Linked DNA regions of Homo sapiens: region 2 is linked to region 1. The links are chromatin contacts, found by Hi-C in ENCODE. All regions are on one chromosome and are shown on one strand. The core of a region is the stretch at or near the end of the contact, and the rest is flanking DNA. Distances in the headings are between cores, read along the strand shown.

Region 1 (5,170 bases), core at 406-2,905:
AGTAAATACCCTCCACCCACTGACCAGAGGCCCCCATGGAAAAGCACAGTGCAGAATAGCCTGAGGGTACACACCAGCAGGGTGTGCATGCTCACGCAACTGTTTGTATATGTAAAACAATTTCTGGAAAGATCCACAGAAACTGCTAATGGTGGTTTCCTCTGAAGAAGTGAGTTGGAGGACAAAGGTCAGGGAGTGGAAGGAGACATACATCTCACACCATTCCCTGTTTGTACTTCTGTTTTAGATTTGTAGGTACACATACTGTTAGGCACCTTTAACAGCTTCCCAGGATCACCCAGTCCCCAGCCCTGAAAAGGGCAGAGCCAGGCTCGGGGAATTGTCCCCACTCTGCCTCATGGTCATGGCATTTCCCTGTGCCAGGACACATTCCCAGCCTCAGGCCCAGGGGGCAGGACAGCCTAGTGGACTCCAGGCTGTGGAGTCTCATGGATCAATGACTACCAGCTCTGTGATCCTGACAGAGTTACTTAACCTCTCTGAACTCAAATTCCTCAAATATACAATGGGAATGATAATACCTACCTCAGAGGATTGTTATGAAGATTAAAAGAGGCCGGGCAAGGTGGCCGATGCCTGTAATCCCTGCACTTTGGGAGGCTGAGGCAGGAGGATCATTTGAGGCCAGGAGTTCAAGACCAGCCTGGGCCACATGGCAAAACCCCATCTTCACAAAAAATACAAAATAATTAGCCTGGCGTGGTGGTGCATGCCTGTAATCCCAGCTACTCAGAAGGCTGAGGTGGGAGAATGGCTTGAGCCCAGGAGCTTGAGGCTGCAGTGAGCCGAGATCACTGCATTCCAACCTGGGTGACACAGTGAGACACTGTCACAAAAAGAAAAAATTTTAAAGATAGCACTTGATAAGCAGAGGGTCTGCCTGACAGGATAAGAAATACTTTTTATTTATATTATTTAATTTATTGATGTTAATATTGATAATATTATTGCCCCACCACCATTAACCACCAGCCCAGTCTTCCCGGGAGGCATTCGCGCTGACTACACTGTGAGAGGCTAGGATAATAGTGCCCCCTGGTGGACATCTTTTGGACTGCATCTGATGAGTACCTACCATCTAGTACCACTAGAGAAAGAACAGGAGTCAAAATTCAGTTCCATTTCTTCCTTTTTACCCCTAAATATTAGGTTGGTGCAAAAGTAATTTCAAAAAACTAATATCTCACATGTACTTCATTAGATACTCTTACATAACAGTAAAATAATCAAAACCAGAAAATTGAACATCGGTTGAATAGTATTATCTAATCCACACGGTCCATCCTGACATTCTGCTAGGTGTCCCTATGGTATCCTTTATAGCTAATTGTTTCATGGTCCAGGACCCCTCCAGGGTCACACATGGCATTTGATTACCACATCTCTTTAGTATCCTTTAATCCTGAACCATTTCTCAGCTTTTCTGTATCTTTCATCACCTTGACATTGTTGGAGTTCAAGCCAGTTATTTTGCAAAATGTCCCTCAATACGGATGTGTCTGTCTGTTCCCCTTGGCTGGATTCATGTCCCGTGTTTTCGTTAGGAATTTCCCAGGTGTTGCACTGGGTCCTTCCCATTGCATCATATCGGGAGACATGGTGTCAATTTGTTCCAGCAATGGTGATGTTAACCCTAGCTCCCCCGTCTGTCAGCTTGGGGAAGCTAAGCTCCCAGGGCCAGAGAGGAGCTGAGACTGGCCTACAGTCACAGGAAAGTCAGGATCCTCAGCTCAGGGTCTTCACGAATGCTTAGGATAAATGCAGCCAGGCAAGAAATTGATCACCGGCACCTAGGCCTCCTCCAGATCCTAACTCCATAGGAGCTTAAGGGCTGGGTAAAGCAGTGTTGGCCTTCATCGCATCGTCATGTAAGTCTAGCTGCTTGGAGTCCCCCTTTCTGCTTTGTCCATTTCTATTTTTCATTAAGACTTTTTCATTCCACAAATGATATGCAAATGCATTATCCTTGTCTTATATATATTTCAGCCAAGGCTGAAGTCTCCTTTGAAAGTTCCCCTTCTCAGTCTTTCCTCCCCTAGTATCAGTTTGATATGAGACGTCTATCTACAACCCCAGGAAAAATACAAACTGTAGTGTTCTCTTTCCATGATGGTCACATTGTATAAGTCTGTCATAGAAATTTCCCTGGCAGGGCTTGGAGACTGAGCTCATTACTTTCAACTGAATCATCATTACAGTGAATGGATACACTGGAGGTTACCTAGCTGAGACCCTGTGGATGGACATCTAGGTTGTTCCCAGCGTTTTCCTATTGTGAAACACACTGCCCTACACGCATGATCCAGGCTTCTCCAAGGTAACTCCCCACCTCTAGAAGCCCAAACCACTCCTGGGGCACCAGATTTACTGGGTGGACATCCCCGTGGGGGGTGAGGAGGGGCTGATGGGCTGCTACTCATTCAGCCTATTAGAACTGCAGGACTTTTAGGACCTCTGGAAGCAACTGGGCTGGGTTTTCACAATGTGTTTTGAGAAATCTTAGGGTTCCAAGATAGCCTGAGAGACAGGGAGGAGGTGAGCTGGGAAGAGTCCAGAGCTTCACTCCCACTCCAACCACAGAGCACCCCCACCTTTACCTGGTTTTCAATTAAGTGATTCTTTCAAAACAGAATCTCAGCTGTATGTAAATTCAAAAATCCCTGTTGCAGGCTGACCCCTCAGTTGGCACAGTCACCTTTCTGCACCATGCCTCTGGATCTGCTCTTGTCCATGCAGCCTCCAGCTGTGTTCTTGCTGGTGAGGGCCACCTGACCCAAACCAAGCTCCCAGCTGACGAACTGCAAAGAGGGCTCTGCAGGTGCTGCCCTTGTGCCATCAGAGGTGGCACTGTGGTATTTCACTTTGAACATACTGGGTCCTGGGAAGCAGGACTGCCCAGCTGTGTCCCCAGCATGCCCCTCCTCTGTCCCTCAGAAGCTGTGCACATTTCTGGGTACCGTCTCTGACAAACATGGTGGCCTGATTCAGTGTTCCCAAACTTCCCTGAACACCAAGGAGTCTGTTAAAGTACACAGTGCTGGGTCCCACCCCAGAGGTTCTGAGTGAGCAGATTTTGGGGGAGCCCAGGAATGTATATTGTTTAAAGCTTCCCAAGGGGATTCTGAAGGAGCATGTCTGATCACCTGCATTGCAGACACTGGCCTGGGCCCCTACCTGTGAACTCTCCTTCTCCAGGCAAATCTCGAGTCTGGCCCTCAATTAGGCTGTGAGGGCTTCAGTCATTTGTTTTACCCTAAGTTTTCCTGGACAGTGGGGCTCTCCGTATTAATTAGAACCCATAGGAACCATGGATCTGAGTCAGAGTTTCCCACTCTGAGCCAGAGTTACACTGGGCTGCCTCAGTGTACTGGAGGGCTCCTTATAAATTCCTCAGTGTACTGGAGGGCTCCTTAAAGATGTTGGGCCCCACCCCACATCTGCTGGAGCTGAATCTCTGGAAGTAGACCTGGGAATCTGCATGTTTTAGGCAAGTTCTTCAAGTGAGGCCATGGAGTCCAACTCCCTCCATGCGTCTAAAAGGTGAGGGAAATGGGATAAAACAGTAAAAGTGGCTTGCCCCCAGCTACAATATACATTAGTAGCAGAAATTGTTCCAGCCCCCAAGTCTCCTCTCGGTCCAGTGCCCGACACCCAGGGCTTCTGAGCAATCCAGCTTGTCTGAGGGCTTCTATCACCTGAGATGCCCCCTGTGGCTGCCCTAGGATAGGCCTCTGCTGTATCTGGGAAATCTTCCATTTATAACCCAGTGAAAATGATCTGCGTTGACCAAGTCACCATGTGTATAGGTGTGTGCATACATGTGGGCACGTGTGCATGCCTGAGGTGGCAGGGACAAGCGGGCTTTGGCCGTGCATGCAAACACCCCTACTCCACCCTTCCCTGCGGGCCTTGCAAAAAGGTCAGACAGGACCAAGGTGTACAAACAGAACCCCACTTTATTAGCAGTTAGTTCGAGATTGTACATTAATGGAGGAAGGTCTCACCTTTAACACAACCCAAAACGGCTGGTTCGAGAGCCCTCATCAGGCGAACTGGATAGCACCCCCTCTCCCCACTCTCCCCACCCCCCTACAAGGGAAGGAAACCTCTGCCTGCTTCCCCAGTGTGCCCCCCACCCTCTCCAGTCGGCCCTCTCCTCTCCCAGGAAATGACATGAATTTCATGCACAAATTACAAAAGGAGCCCTCTTGCTAATAATAAAAGCTAACACAGTCATAGAAAACCCTCTCCTCCCTCATTCTCCTCCAGGGCCGGAAACAGTAAGAGCAGGAGGGATGAACTTCTTAGGATAAAACGCATCCAGTTTCCCCCAGGTTCCTGGCATTGACCCCACAAAACCCTATGCCAGTCCCTTAGGGAAGCTGAAAACTCGCCAGCCGTCTGAGCTGGCAAGGGCAGCCAGCCCACAGCTGTCAAGCCAGGAACCCAGTGTTGCCTCAACGGCCTGGGCAGCAGGGGGTCTAGGCCGCCCCCTCATCCTCACATCAACTAGAGCAGAGGCTGCCTCCTTTGATGTGTGAAAATCCCTGCTGTGGCCCCTATCTGCTCATTCTACAGATGAAGAAACTGAGGGCCTGGGAGGAAGATGGTCAGGCAGCTACTAAATGCACCCGGCTGGGATGAAACTTCACAGCTCCTGCTGCCAGCCAGGGCTCTTCTCACACCACAGCTTGCGGGAGGCAGTTCCCCATGTAGGCTTTTCCCTGCTGCAACTGAGAGCCTGGCTCTGCTCCAGTGCACACAGACCACGGGTCTCCAGGAAATGAAAACCCTGGGACCCCAAAATAGAAAGAGAGAGACATATGATGTGTTTGGTGCCCTGTGGCCCATCCCCAGGGTCGAAGGCCCAGCCTTCAGGCATGCAGCCTCCTCCTTCCAGAGCCCTGTGTCCTTCCTTCCAAGGCCCAGATATTACGGCCTTCTCCAGGGAGACTTTCCGGCCCCCCCAGAGCTCTTGCTCTAACTGGCCCCTCTGCTGTTTTGGCACTTGGTACAGGTGACAGTGGAGGCGCATCTTAGGCAGAAGTGAAGCTGTCAAGTCAGCACAAAAGGCAAAATCTCATGTAGCCTAAATTATCCTTGAAAGTACAGGGGATAGAAGAAGTGGTTATGCGACACCATGAGCAAA
Region 2 (4,949 bases), core at 1,797-4,296, 450 kb before region 1:
GGGTCTTTGTCTCTCAGCCTTTAACCCCTCACTGGGCTATTGTCCAGTGTGGACTAGATAATCTGTAACATCTTCTGATTTAAGCCCATCTGTGCTCCCGCTGATACTAACTGACACCTTGCATGGGCAGGGCTGGAGACTCTCCAGGGCAGAGAGTATCTGTCATGCCTGCCAGGTCCGCTGTACCCTCCTAATGCTGCGGTTCTCCAAGCAGATTTATAGTCTCTCTCATGTTTAATCCTCATTCTTAGAACCACACCTCTGGCCTTCCTCTGGCCCTGGTTCAGCAAGACCCCTTGCATAGATTGCTAAAGCCGGCCTCACTCTGAAGAAATACAATTTTCAACTTGACATTAGGTGGTTATGGAACCATGACTCCTACGGAAGTCTGTGATTTCAAAGCCCTGTGCAGTAGGAACTGCCATGATATCTATTTTACACTTGTAGAAACTGAGGTTTACAGAGCCGAAGTGACTTGTCCAAGGGTTGCTGTGAGCCATGAAGCTAAAAACTGTAATGCAGGTTTTCTGACTGATGTTTCAGTGCTCTTCCTTATGTCCCTCCATTTTTTTTTTTCATTCATTTTCCATGTTTATTTATTGAGCACTGACTCTAGACAGGCCTTGGGTGGGGCACTAAGCATGTGGTAGTGAATACAACAGATGTGCTTCCTGCCATCATGGCGAGGAAGACCGTATTAAACCTTATGCTTCTTACACTATATTAAGTTGACAAATTCACATCAACTATAAACTTCGTATTTTTGGAGGGGAAAAGTTTTTTTCACCTTACCTGGTTTCTTGCTTCTCCTACAACTTTCTGTTTGTTCATGCTCCTCCCATTCAAGTCAGGGCCCTGGCTAAAGTCTGGGGAGGTCAGGCCCAGCAGCCAGAAGCGTCACCCCAGGCTCTAAGCCCTCCTCCCCTGCCTGTTCCGAAAGCAGCCACTGCTTCTCCCATTGACAGTGGGGACAGATAACACAGAGGCAGGGCCCCTGGAAGAAAGATTTCCTACACAGGGTCTGGTCTCTCATCATGGCTTGTGGGTCAGGGTGGAAAGGGCTGGAAAGGTGACTGGGACCCAGGCTGATTCATTAGTGTTATCGCTTGGCCAGCCCAGTCAGACAAATACAAGATCTGCTTGGCCAGCCCAGTGAGACAAATACAAGATCCTTATTTATTGAGGCTCAAGCCTCAAACTAGGCTCTGGGAAACATGAAAAGAGTGTTGCATGAGAACCCTGGTTTTGGCATCAGAGAGACCGGGATTCAAAGCCCAGCTCTGCCCCTTTGTAATTGTTGCAGCTTGGGCAAGGCGTGTTTCCTCATTTGCCAAGGGGATTTTGTATGGAGTAAGTAATGCATGTGAAAGCGTCTGGTGCAGTGCTTGGGATATAGTCCCTCCTCATTACATGGTTATAATTATTAAAGATGCCGGTGGTGACATCAGTGCTTTAGTTATGGGGTAAGTGCCTGAACTAAGAATCCTGGAGGTCATGGAGCCTGGGAATCTGACCTCTAGCATCCCACCAGCCCTCTGGCAGCCCATCCCACTGTCCTCTTAAAGTGCCTCCCTTCCCTGCAATGCACCACCTGCAATTCTATAACTCGTCAAAAGCTCTGTGGTCCCAGATAAGTCCGAATCTCTCTGGTCCACCCTGTTCTTACTGTAGCATGACAAGTTAGACCAGATGACCTCTAAGGGGTCCATCTGGCTTTAAAAGTCTTTGACAAGTTTCCTATGGTCTCCTTGGGAGAAGTACTTTGTGTTCAAGGTTCTGTCTTCTTCTTATCCAAAAAGGAGGAATGTGGGTTTTCAGGACTTTAGAATACCCTCAGAGAAGGTCCAGCTCTCCTCTCATGCACACATACCCCTGTTCTACCTCTCCATTTGCATATAATAGCTGAGATTAATTTAGTACCAACTATGGGCTAGGCGCTATTCTAAGCACTTTTAAAAGTGCTTTTATAAATTAGGTATACTATAAATTGCATTTTATAGTTGAGGAAACTGAGGCACAGAGGAGTTATGTACTCCAAGCTAGCAAGTGGTGGAGATGGTCTGGTTCCAGGACCTGCACTTCTACCCAACTTCTGCTCTTCACTTCCTTCCCACACTTCACTGAAGCTCAGAGAGTGAAGGGGACTTGCCCAAAGTCACACAGCAATTTACACAATGATCTCTGATCATTAAGCCATTGGAAGAGCCAGATTAAGGGCAAATAGAAGCCAAAGGTTAAAATGTCTTGGCCTCTCCCATTCTACATCCTCCCTCCACCCCCTGTTCCCATGGGCTATTTACTAAAAGCAGAGAGGCCTAGGGTGCGGTCTCATGGGGAAGTGCCAAGGCCAGGCGGGCCCTGCGGTGGTCAGCCCTCCTCTGAATGAAGCCTGGCTTCTTCGTCTACCCTCCCAGGCAGCAGCAGCACAATCAGTGGGGTGGAAGTGCCCAGGGTGGAAATGGGAGCAGGGCTGGAGCAGGAAAATAGAAAGAAAACAGGGCAGTGGCCAGGATTAGGGCAAAAGGATAGGGTGGAGGGGGAAAGACATGACCAATATGTTTTAAATGTCCACTGTGCGTGCCTAACACAGTGCTAAGCACTTTCCCTTACATCCTGAGATGAAGGTCCCATTATTACCCCATTTACGCAGGAGGAAACTGAGGCTCAGAAGGTTGAGTTATCCTGTGTGTCTACTGTGAAACGTGTCCTCTTTCCACTGAAGAAAGGGAAGGAATGACAGCAGAGTAGGAGAGGAAGGAGGAAAGAGGAAGAGAGCCAGATTCGGGAGAAAGGAGAAGAAAGTGAGTATGGGGCCTTGGCGCTCTGCCCCAGCAAGGGCAATGGGCCCAGAGTCATCCTCATCTCCCAGAAGGCTCACTGGGGAAATGTTTATGAGAAACCTCAACATTCAGAAGGGGCATGACCTTCCAGCTGGCTGTCCCGTGACTGCTGCTGGCTATAAACAGCCTGCTTATTAACCCCAGGAACCTGGCTCCTCTGCCACTTAAGGGATCGCCTGGAATGGGTGGGTTTGGAGAGCAGGAGGGTGCCTCGCCAAGAATTTGCAGACCAGGAGGAGTGGCTGCTAGGAACTAGATGATTTGTAGAGAGCTGGGCCAAAGGGGGCCCCCTCTGCTCCCACCCCTTGCAGAGTTGCTCAAGACGACATAGTGAGTTAATGTGCCCTAAAAGCCCTTAACCCAGACTTGACCACTTTAAGGGAATTACAAAGCTTGACTCATCTCATTATTTTCCCTAATGACCCATGTCATTAAAGCACTGTGGTGACATCAAATGAATTAATGGTCATAAAGGCATTTGGTAAACTGAACACCCCTGCATACCTGAGACCTTGTTTCTAGTCCAGTCCCCACCCCTATTGATCACTTAGGACAAACTCACATAGTGAGACAAACACAGAGTCACCCACCACAAGCTTACTGCCACTTACCTCCTTAGGTCGCTCAGCCACACTAAGTCCCAGCTGTGAAAGAAAGACCTTGGAGGTTATAATAGTACTGACCTACTGGGGTTGCTGAAAGGATTAACCGAGATACTTCCTATGAAGTTAGCACAGTGCCTGCACCTTTGTGTGCTCAGTCAGTGTTAGCCACATCCATGCTGTGGGTCCCATGAGAAATTCTATAAACTCCACCACCGCCACCACCACAGTAATGCTCTTAAAAATGACCTCAAATTGGAAGTTTTTTGAATGGAGAACAAGAGAGGAGGCAGGTATTTGCTGGAGCTGGACTGGGAAGAAGTAGATTTCATACACAGCTTGAAGGACTGGAAAGAGAACACTGAGAATATCACTGTGGAATTTCTGGGAAAGGAAGGGAATGTCTAAATACAAGAAATTGATGAAATGCTTTTGGATGTTTACAACTCAAAAAAGAACAGAAAGTCTCCATCTCATTCAAGGGCAGTGGTGGGACATGGCGACTTTTCAAGGACACAGGAGCTAGTGGCTGTAAGTGAAAGGTGTTGACAACCAGCTGAGCTCACAGGACTCATCCTGCTGGCTGCTGTCTCTGCAGCGTTGCTGAGTGCAGTGGATCCTTTTTCCACCTTGCATTCCAGAAACTTCTCCCAGTGTTCCCAGTAACAGTGTCCTACCTAGAGTCTAGGAATGTATTCCTGTCTATTCCATTGCTTCCTCTTCCCATTGAATCTTTCTTTTTAAAAATATTTTGAGAATTTTTATTCACATAAGTAACAGATGATTACATTTTTCTTATAAAATTAAAACCTGACAACTATGCTAAAACCCCATTTAACCCCTTCTGCTCTTCATGTTTGTCCCAACTCCTCCCCTTTATCACAATTAGCATGGATTTAGCTTTCCAGAATTTTCTCTATGCCTACACATACATCATTTAAAATATATATGTGACAGGATTGTTTGGCTTTTCTTCTTTTTTCATAAGTAATGTTTTATACATTATTATTGCACTACATGTTGTTTTTCTCATCCACTGTATGTTCTGAAGATCTGTCCATGTCAATACCTTTGATCTACTTAATTGGTAACTATTGCACAATGTGGATGTTTAATGGTTTATTTGCCTGCTCCTCCCTGACCCAGGCTTTCACCAAGACAGACAATGCTGCTGTGAACTTTCATACGCTCTCTTGTGCACGTGTGATTTTGTTTCTCTGGGATAGAAACCTGGCTGTGGAATTGCAGGTTATCAGGGTCTAACATGCCTTGCTGAATCTTAAGTGTAGGTTTTTCCCTGGCCAGCTCCCTTGGTCATTTCTTCTTCTTTTTATTTATTTTTTATTTTTTTGAGACAGAGTCTCGTTCTGTCACCCAGGTTGGAATGCAATGGCGCAATCTTGGCTCACTGTCTCTTGGGTTCAAGTGATTCTCCTGCCTCAGCCTCCTGAGTAGGTGGGATTACAGACACCTGCCACTACACCCAGCTAATTTTTGTATTTTTAGT

Evidence for each region. Hi-C counts contacts between places; a loop is a spot of excess contacts on that map. Pooled maps may share reads with other maps.
Region 2: a map of mammary epithelial cell shows a loop between it and region 1 (4-fold over the local background). The contact joins two enhancer-like sites. A Hi-C loop is called at or near these places in 1 of 168 maps with a recorded cell type or tissue (mammary epithelial cell), 2 of 37 single-sample maps with no recorded cell type and 4 of 50 pooled maps.

What each region holds. Positions count from the first base shown.
Region 1 is chr5:150,557,001-150,562,170 of GRCh38, reverse strand. NDST1 (N-deacetylase and N-sulfotransferase 1) reads right to left here. Exons shown (of 15, transcript NM_001543.5): 15 at 3,960-5,170. Among named protein-coding and RNA genes, the nearest start is that of NDST1, 51 kb to the right of the region's middle. RefSeq lists an enhancer at 4,894-5,063. Within about 2 kb of position 1,655, at least 2 of the 41 ENCODE cell types and tissues checked have a DNase peak (open chromatin) inside an H3K27ac peak, as active enhancers do.
Region 2 is chr5:151,004,313-151,009,261 of GRCh38, reverse strand. No RefSeq gene overlaps it. Among named protein-coding and RNA genes, the nearest start is that of GPX3, 14 kb to the left of the region's middle. Within about 2 kb of position 3,046, at least 24 of the 41 ENCODE cell types and tissues checked have a DNase peak (open chromatin) inside an H3K27ac peak, as active enhancers do.